2 separate regions of the Homo sapiens genome follow, and region 2 is linked to region 1. A link is a loop called in an ENCODE intact Hi-C map of the cell type or tissue named here. Cell type or tissue: tibial artery. All regions are shown on one strand.

What was found. Peaks named below come from ENCODE experiments on the same cell type or tissue, not always from the same donor. Only the 100,000 strongest peaks of a DNase experiment are listed, where the experiment ranks them.
Region 2: a loop joins it to region 1, with 27 times the contacts of the local background. A loop is called at or near these places in 1 of 110 quality-filtered maps.

The regions. Positions count from the first base shown.
Region 1 is chr10:78,627,920-78,632,919 of GRCh38, reverse strand. LOC105378379 (a long non-coding RNA gene) reads left to right here. Exons shown (of 5, transcript XR_946100.2): 5 at 1-400. Among named protein-coding and RNA genes, the nearest start is that of LINC00595, 360 kb to the right of the region's middle. In tibial artery, no CTCF peak of the experiment used is centred here; no DNase peak of the experiment used is centred here.
Region 2 is chr10:78,732,595-78,737,594 of GRCh38, reverse strand. The region is part of intron 1 of LOC105378379 (a long non-coding RNA gene); the gene reads left to right. Among named protein-coding and RNA genes, the nearest start is that of ZMIZ1-AS1, 330 kb to the left of the region's middle. RefSeq lists an enhancer at 4,532-5,000. In tibial artery, no CTCF peak of the experiment used is centred here; DNase peaks (open chromatin) are centred at 44 and 2,094.

The sequences.
Region 1 (5,000 bases):
TGGCCACCATCAGGGAGCTGAAGTCTTTAGTGACTTGAGGAGGGAGTCATGGACACCTGCGTGAAGACCACAGCTCCATCACTTCTTCTCAAACAAGCTCAGTTTGGTATAGAAACATATAAATGGAGCTGAAGAGAGGCCCTTCAATATTCGCTTCATCCAGGGAGTCAGGAGACATACGAGTGGAAGTGAGGTGGCGGGTACCAGCAGATTTGGCCTTTTCTGAAAGAACTGTGCAGGCATGGGAAAGAGTCCTAGCAGATGCAATAATAAATTAATAAAGAGGAGGAAATGGGACCGCATTTAATTTATTTCATTGCATAAGCATGGGGGTCTCCCATGAATCAGATGAATCAGAGAATTGCAGGGGGAGCTCCAAGGGGACAGACACTAACTTCTCATGAGTCCAGGTGGGCAGGGATGTCAACTGGACTTCATCTGATGTAGAAAAAGATACAGATGAATCATCTTGTGTTCTCAGTGTCATGGTCGCTTTCACAATCCCTTTTCATGGTCTCTGGAAAAGAGGCTGCAACAGCCAAAGGATAGAAGGAGAACCCATGGAGGTGAAGCCTGGGCAGAGGGAGGCCCAGAGCTGCCTCCCAAGCTGAGGCAAGAAGAGGCCCAGGGACTTCATGGAAGAAGGCCCCCTCCCTGAGACGCAGGTCCTGCACTTGCATGACCCCCAGAGTGAATGTTGATTTAATGTTTGCACCCTCAGATGGGACCTCCCTTGCACCATCCAAGTCCTTGGACAGAACCCACTCATGACAGGAAGTATGATCAAGTGCAGAAGGGGCTGGCCTAGGGCTCAAACACATCCAGGTTCAATTATCAACTCTGATTCCTCACAGCTGTGTGGTGCTGTAAGCCTCAGTCTTCTCTGAGCCTCAGTTTTCTCTCAGGTAAGTGAGGAATCATAACACCCACGTCACACTCAGTGCACAGGTGCCAAAGAGCCTAATGAAAATGCTCAAAGAATGTTGGTTTCCCTTTTCTTGAAGTCTTTATCCGCACTGATTAGTAACAAGAGGTTCCTGATAGCCCCAGCCCCACACCTGGATTCCTGAGCGGGACCCAGGCTCACAGAGCCCTGCACCATCCTCAGTATCCCCTAGCCTACTGTTCCAGGCCTAGCCGGCCCACCTTCCATCTCATGCCAAAGGGTTAGCTAGCAGGAGATGAGAGAAACTTCTCAAAGGGAGGAAACCTCTCTCTTCTGAGCAGCCTTTTCCTGCTAAATCCGTCCCCACCCTGTTGGGCTGGACACAGTTATTTACTGGGAGATTGCTTTGAGCACATCTGGAGGGATCACTTAGGGTGATGTTGTTTGTTTGTGAGGCTGATACTGTTACTGAGCAATGGGTCCTCCAGGAGCCTGGGTGCTTCCCTGAGCTGCTTGCTCGGGGCCCAACTCTCACATGAGGGGGCACACATCATTCAAATGCACACACTTGCCCCTCTGCGGGCCATGCACTGGGCTTCCAGAATAATTGCTTATACCCAGTCACTTCGCCCAAATGTTTATACAGCTGGGGAGGATGAGAGTGTTGGCGAATAAGATCAGAAACCACAGTTATTGTGAGAATCACTTGGGGAAATAGATGAGAAAGTCTCTTTAAAAAGCCAAATGCTGAGAATGCGGGGTGTGTTGAAGCCGCTCACCCCACCCCAGCCTCTAGTCAGAGAGGCCCTTGGTCTGGGAGACACCTTTTCCCAAACCCATGCCTGACTCCACCCCACCAAGAATGGGCCGCCCCTGTTTGTGCTCCCCACGTCCTCCCTCACTCCTGCCATCTGTGTCACAGTCTGCTGCCAGCTTTTCTTTCTGAACTACCGCCCCTGATAGAGCTCAAACCCCACTAGGGCCCACGGGCCTGTGTCTGATTCATTTCCCTACTCTGGGTGTTAAACATGTGGCCTAAAACTGAGTGAATTCAGTAATTGTTGATTTTTTTAAAAATAGGTAATTTTTTTAAAATAAAAGAGAAAGAGTCCCAACTGAAATACTGGAATAGAATGTCGGGCACTCCCAGTATAGCCCAGCTGGCTTTGTGCTAGCATCACTGGGGCAACTAGAAGCCTGGGAAGGCTCACAGGGTCCCTGTGGGCTTGGTCTTTGGCTTCTGTGAAAGTGGTTCAGTTCCCCCACCATCCATCCACCCAGCCTACGGCTACTACTCTTTTTCCATCTGTGTACTTCTAGTTTCCAAACACTGGTCTTTCCTTGGCCTTTAAACAAACACCCCCTCTCACAAGGCCCATGTGCATGTAGCCCACTCTGCTAATGTGTTTGGGGTGCAAGATGTGCCAACAGCCTCAGATACTGGAGAGACATCTTTGCCGCTGGCATTTCCCCATCGCTAACCTCTTTGGGGTGCAAGGTGTGTCGACAGCCTCAGATACAGGGAAGATGCTCCTTGCTGGTGGGGCATGCCCTGTTGCTAACGTCTTTAGAATGCAAGGCTTGTCGACAGCCTCAGATACCGGGGAGCCGTTCACCCCACCCCAGCCTCTAGTGCTGGTGGCATTTGCCCAGCTCAGCCTAGGGTCCCTGCTCCTCCTCTCTTCTGCCTCAAAGTCTCCACCTGCATGTTCCCCCACATCACCTGCACTCACCTTCCTGATAGTCCTCCTCCTGTAAACTAAAAAGCCTTCTTTAGGGGCTAGAAAATTATACTATCTTTCTCAGAAACATAAAAAAAAAAAAAAATTAAATCCCCTGGGGAGAAGTTCTTCAGTTTTAAGAAACACTGCACCGTTTCCTCCTTGGTGAAGGCAGAGAAAGGGAAGAATGTTTCCAGCACTTTCCGGCACATCTGTAGCCATCACCACGAAAAAAGAGACACTAAGTACGTTTTCCAGTCAGTTGCTCCGCACGAAATTTTCAATCCACCCTCTTCACGCTACTGTCCATCGGAGCCACGCCAAGCTGTGGAAGTTGGACTTTGGATAGTGGTCAGCTGGGGAACGGCCCAGGTCTCACCTTATTGGGCCAGGGATTCCAGACTCAATGTGTCACATAATGACAATCCTTTCAGATGGGCACCCATCGTCAAAACTTTTAGTAGAACTTTCTAGGCTTATCATTCTAAAATATTTGTGTTATGATAATGGCTCTCTTGGCTAAAACTTGAGTAAGTGTGATTTCTTGGGAAGAAGTGGAGAAAAAGTAGCCGAGTATATCTGGTGGCACCAACAGAAACTGCAGCTACACTGAGTCTGGTTAGCTCATAAGAAAAGGGAGTGCATGTCTCCTATCCTGGACATGTGGGAAGTCAGTCAGCTGTACTACTCCTGCTCCTGGGCCCGATGACAGAGCAGGTGGCTCTCCCTGGGCCAGAAGAAGCTGTCCTGCAATTCTACCTGGGTGGCAGGCCCCCTCAGTTGGCTTGTGTGGTCTCCTGCAGGGTGGGTGAGATTGGGGTGCACTCTGGCCCTCTTCCTCATACCATGTATGTCAAGGAGAAGGAAACTGGGAAGTAAGTACATGCGTTTAACTTGAACCTTGGGTGTGACTGCTTTTTATTTTTGGCTCAGCCCAAAGAGAAAGAACCAGAGAAAATAGTGTAGCCACGTTTCGAACTTGGTGACAGCACAACACTTGGCCAACAGTTGAAAGCTGCAGGGGTGCAGGTGCTGAAAGAGGGCCTGGCAGAGCCAGGCCAGGCCAGCAAGCAGAAGGCAGGAGGGGCAGGAGGGTCCGCGGCACTCAGAGCCAGGGAGAGCAGAGGCGGAGGCAGAGGAAGGGGAAGCGGGGGAGAAAGGCCTGGCTTCTGCATGGCTTCTGTGGGTTCTGTAGAAAGTGCAGATCCTGTCCCCAGGGCTTCACCTCTAATGGAGAGAAAGAGCCCATGGACAGATAGTGAGGCCAGGACCCCATGCCGTAGTGGACAGAAAACAGGTCGGACATCAGGGCACTGGTCTCTGCTCCTTGGCTGATGCATCCTGGAGTCTTGGGAGAGTCTCCTCGCTTCTCTCAGCCTCAGTTTCTCCATCTCTATGTACTCTTAGTGACCTTTAGGGGTCCTTCTTGCTGCCTCAGACTGTAGTTCTGGAAAGGAAGGAAGTCAGAGTGGGAAAGCGAGTTAAGAGAGGGAAGTGGGGAGACTCGCATGGCCACACAGAGCCTCCTTCTCTGACCTCAGTGTGAGTTTGGCAGCCAACAGGGAAGGCCCCTGCGTGGGTCCCATCACCCAGTGTTCCAACAGAGCCCTGAGTTCACAGAGCTGGGAATGCCAGAGATGAGTGGTCAGACAGAAGTATGAGGAGCAGTCTGGCAGACAGACGGCCCTCACAGGTGAGCAACTCAAGAAAAGACGGCCATTCCCAGCAGCCCCAGCTCCAGGCTTCCACTGAGAGACCTCAAGCCTGGCTGATCACTTGGGGAAAGGGGTCCTCTGCCTGTTCTTGGCTCACCTGTATGCAACAGTCCCTTTCTAGGGAACCATTAGGGAATTCAACACCCCCATCTCCTCAGCAGAGGAGCTCACAGCCTGCAGAGCCATGAGGATTGGAGCCAGGGTCCTCCATGAGGGCCAGGTCAGCCTCCCATCCCACATCCAGCCTACAGAGGTGGAGCCAGCCCACATCCTAATGGGGCTGGAGGACGCAGGCCTGCTGAAAGCAGGAAACAACAAACCCATTGCAAAGAAGAGCCCACATCTGCTCCTTTGGCGCAAGAAGCTCAGCCTTCTAACAGGGTCCCCTCCTCAGCAATGTCCCAGGTTAGCAATGAGGGCATGGCATGTGGATGTGTCACAGGGGCACTGGGGACATTGTCTTGTTGGTTAAGATGTTGTCTTCCTCTCCCTTCAACCTGAAATGCATGTCTCCTTTTTTCAAATAATTATGTCCTATTTACCCTTTAGATCGATCATGCTGTACCTCCTCCAAGAAACCTCCCCAGGCTACACTAGTTCACACAAGTGTCTCTGGCATTTATCAGACTCCTGTTATAAAATCTTGCACTTAACTTTTCTTCCATCATCTCATACCTG
Region 2 (5,000 bases), 100 kb before region 1:
CCTCCTCTCCATGATGGACTCCTTGGTGGTTGGGGGTGCAGCCCAGGAGTGACAGCAAGGGCTGCAGAGTCAGTAGCTTCTGGGCTGAGATCTGCCTTTCACTAGCTGTGTGGCCCTGACACATTCCTCAAAAGTGCTAAACTGTTTCCTCATCTGTAAAGCAGAGATAACAGTTCTCTTCTCACAAGACTGTTCAGAGGATTCAGTGAAACAATGGTTCATGGCATGTATTACAGTGCCTGGCATGTAATCAATACTTTTTCTCAATAATACGTGATATTACTGTTATCACCCTATTGAACTCACCGTTCCACTCAGTGATGATGACTGTGTATGAAGCAGCTGCCTTGTGCCACACCATATGTCCTCCCATATGTCCACTCCTGCCACTCTCTCCCTGGGCAGGCCCATCTCCCCTGCTTGCCTCATGGCTAGGCTCTTGGAGCCGGAAGCCCAGCTGCCCTGGAGGATCTTCCCAGTGCACTCAGAAGACTGAGGTCAGTGCCCCTCTTGGCAAGCCCATTCTTCTTCCTTGAAATGCCTCCACCTCATGGATGTTGCTTTCTATGGGCTGGGGTGGGGGTCCATGGAAGTCAAGACAGTGCCCTTGTTTGACTCTGTCTCCCCAGTAGTATCTGGTGCTTAGTAAATACTTGCTGATTGGATGGATGGATGGATGGATAAATGGGTGGTTAGATAAATTGAAGAGCTGTCCACAAACAGTGAGGCAAGTGCTGGAATAAATGAATGTACAAAATGCCATCAGAGGAAGTGGGAGTTCTAACTAGTTCAAGCAAGGGAGAAGGGGAGGGAGAGGACATTTGTGCTGAATGTTGATGGGTGGGTGTGAATTTCCAGGGTTGGCAATTACCTGCAAAGCGTCCTACCATGAGTGGGATGATCTGTTTTGTTTTACTTACACCAAGAGCTGGATACTTTCATAGATCTTGCATGTTAAAGCCTCCTTCCATGAGGTGAGGAGGAGAAGGGGGTCCCAGTGTCCCTGCTTGAGAGTCTAAGCAATAGTTCTGGCACATGCAGGGCCTTTACCTTTAGATAAACAGTCATGAAACTTCATCATGAAGGGGATGAAGGCTGGTCTCAGCGGCATTGAGGAGGAGGGAAAAAATGCGAAAATGCCACCATATCCTAGTGTTACAAACGCTGACCTCCAAGCCTCTCCCAATGACCAGGTGAACACAGTAGCTTACTCTTCCACTTCAGGTGTGCAAGCTAGGGCTGGGAGTGGTTGAGCCATTTCTCCTGGTTGGTGATGGAGCAGCATCTGGAACCTCAGAAAAGGAAAGGCTGTTGGGAACAAAGAGCTTAGGCAAGGAGACCTCAGTGAGACCTCCTACTTCCCTCACCTTGGAAGTCAAATTTTGGTGCTAATATGTACTCAGCTGTGCATAGGGAGAAAGTTGGCAGGCTCCGTGGGGGCAGACCCTGGCTCAAGCTGCCCACTATATCAGAGGCTGTTATTTGTCTCCTAATACTGTTTCTCCTTTGTTTCCTTGCTAATACAACCCTAATTGTTATCTGCCCGCCCAAATGAAAGATCACATTTCACAGCTTCCTTTGATGCTTGACTAAGTTCTTGTCAACGACATGCAAATGGAAGTGACCACCTCTAGTACCTTCTTTAAAAGACACTGGACTCATACCCTTTGCTCCCTCTTCAGCTCTCCTTCCCTCCTGCAACCTGGTATTCAGGCATGATGGCTGGTGCTGTAGCAGCCATATGGGACCGTGGGACCTTGAGGTTGTCTTAGGAGTAGCGGCCATGCATGGTGAAATGAAAAGATTGAAAGAGCCTTGATGGAAGGAAACCCCCTGTAAGATCTCCAGACTTCCTATATTCCAGCTGTAATACAAGAAAGAAATAAACTATCTATGAAGGGGCCATTAGTTACATGTCTGATACTTGGCTAATCAGCACACTGCCATCGCTACAGGAGGAGAGATGGCCACAGGAGAGGCACACGCAAGTTCAGGCCAGACCCGAGGATGCAGAAAACAGGATGCTTGAGAAAGAAGTGACCAATCCCAAGGGGCCACAGCCTCTTTCAGCCTGCAGCAAGAGGTACAAGAGAGAGGCCAGGTAGAGATGTGGCTTTTTTTATCATGGTGAGCCTGCTCACCTGGACCACACCCAAGTCAGCATCTTGGATGTGCACCAGTCTTATTTGCAGGTCCACCCTGAGCAAGTTGTGGGAGAAGGGCAAAGATGGGCTTAGCATGGAAAGGAGCAGAGCCAGTATAAGAGGAGCTTAACTCTAGGCTGACTCCCAACAGGTCTCACAGAGGTTCCTGAGTAGACAAGCTTTCCGTTAGCATGAACCTCGAGGCCTGGGGAGCCCTATGGCTAGACCACTGGACCACAGGGATTACAGGAACCAGTGTCAATGTAGTAACAAAAAGTAGCCTGTGTGGTCTGACTTGGAGCCATTTCTGGGAATGCATGGAAGTCTGAGAGATGATGTCGCTATGGTGGGATGTTCAGGATATTTGGGTGGCTTATGGGCAATGAAGACAGGCCATAGGATCATGGATTTGTTGATAAGAACTGGGGCTCTGGGACTGTGAATATGAGGGCCAGCGAGTGCTGGCCCCGTGGCTGCCAGGACCACCCCCCCACCCTGCTGCCGTGGAGGTGAGTGGTGCAGGTGGCTGGGGCAGGGGTTTGCAGGCTCATCTCAGAGTCCGGTCACACCAGGAACAGCCACAGAGTGGGGTGCAGGTACTCACTCCCAAGATGGGTTCTCCAGGAACCCATCATATTTTCCCCCCTATGTAATAAGAATTAGCAGAAGAAAAATTTCAGGGCACTTGCAGGAGAAATGGCAGGGCTCATGCAGCTTCCTTGTCAGCTGAGGGCATGACCTTAACCCCACTGACCCCTTTTCACTTTGCCTGGTCTAATACTCTACAGTACCCACCCCAGGCTCTGGTTGGTTGTCTTTGCCTTGCTGTAAATGTCAAAAATGTCAGCTTCACAAAAAGTCAATTGGAGGTTTTTTTGTTCCTCGAGCTGGAAGTCTGCACTGGGATCTAGCCTTCTGGCTCTGGGTTTTCTATTTCTGAAGGCCCCATGGTGGAATTTCCACTCAAGTTCTGTTTCCAAAAATTCAAAATGTCCTGTTCCACTCAATGTTTTGGTGTCCCAGACCTCTCTCCCACCTGCCACCTACACAGTACCAGCATAGAAATCTTGCGTTCATTAACCCACCCCTCGTGTTGGTTCATTAAGAGAGGTTAACTCATTAACAGAGGACGTACCCTGCCGTGACCACCACCAGTATTGTGAAAGCATCAAGTCCCACAATGTGGGGTGCCATCTCCTCTGGCCAGTAAGCTACCTCCTGCCTCCTCCTCTTCTCTTTCCCCTGGTCTGTAGCTTTCATCATCACCCAGTTCTCAGCCAGTGGAAGAGGAGATAGACAGGAAGGGGAGCTTGGGTGCCAATGCATTCCCCAGAGCAGGGTTTGTCAGCCTCAGCATGATTGGCATTGGGGGCTGGATAATTCTTGGCCATGGGGGCTGTCCTGTGCATGGTAAGATGTTGAGCAGCATCCCTGGCCTCTACCCACTAGATGCCAGCAGCACTCTCCTCCCCTAGTTGTGACCAAAAATGTCTCCAGAGTTTGTTAACCATTCCCTGAAGGCAAAATTGCCCTGAGTGGAGGAGCTCTTACCCAGGAAAGGAGCACAGAGTGAGAGGAGAGAGGCACAAAACTCTCTGTCCCTCTGTGGCTGAGTGAGACAGTGCAGTTGCAGGGCTGAGAGCAGCCTATCTCCACCACTTATTAGCAGCGTGTCTACAAGCAGGTGATCTCATCTACCTGTGCCTCAGTTTCCTCATCTAGATATGAGGAAGACACTAGTAGCCCCTTAGCTAGCTTCCATGAGGATTGTAGTACTTTAAATGGTGCATGGCGCTTAGTTAGTGCTGTATAAGGCAGACACAGATGCATGTCTTGTATGGGGAGGCTGTGACTTTTTATGATTATTTCCATGGTTCCCCTTTGCTTCCACAATAATATCCACGGCGTGCACTCAAGGTCCTCAAGACCTAGTCATGCCCTTTTCTCCAGTGTTACCTCTCACCACGGCCCCCCACACCTGGGTGAACCGTGCACAGGTCACAGGAGACACAGTGTTGTCTGTCACAGCTATGGCTTTGCTCTTGGTGTCTGACCCTTGGCTGGGATTGGGAAGCCCTGGGCATCCTCCTTCTTCACTTAGCCCACCCCTACACAGGCTTCAGGAGTCACTTCCTCCAGGAATTCTTCCTGACAACCTTAAGATGGGGTTAATTGCCTGTCTTAGCTTGTTCCACTTTCCCCTTCCCACCCCAGCCCCACAACTAGATCCTAGGTCAATGGCTTTCATGCAGGTATTTTATTTTGGGAAGTGATCCCACGGTGGGCAGACTGAAAAAAGTGAAACAGAAAGAAGAGGAGAAGAAGCCAGTCCAAGAATGTATTGTCCAACCAGTTACAGCTGCGAGCAACTGGGGACGCTCTGAAGAACCTTCTGGAATGTGCCTGAGAATTTTTACATCCTAGATAACAAACATGGGAACATTTCTCCAGCTGTTCCTTCAGGCCCCTTCATTGGCCCATGGCTGCCAAGGGGATGGCTTTTTTTTTTTTTTTTTGTTAGATAAGAGTCTTGCTTTGTTGCCCAGGCTGGAGTGCAGTGGTGTGATCTCGGCTCACTGCAACCTCTGCCTCCCGGGTTCAAGCGATTCTCCTGCCTCAGCCTCCCAAGTAGCTGGGATTACAGGTGCCCTCCCCCACTCCCAGCTAATTTTTGTATTTTTAGTAGAGACGGCGTTTCACCATGTTGGTCAGGCTGGTCTCGAACTCCTGACCTCAGGTGTTCCACCCACCCCAGCCTCCCAAAATGTTGGGATTACAGGCGTGAGCCACTGCAACTGGCTGCCCGGGGATGTTGACCTTTCAGATGTGCCAGCATGGCTGAGTGGGCTCCTTTGG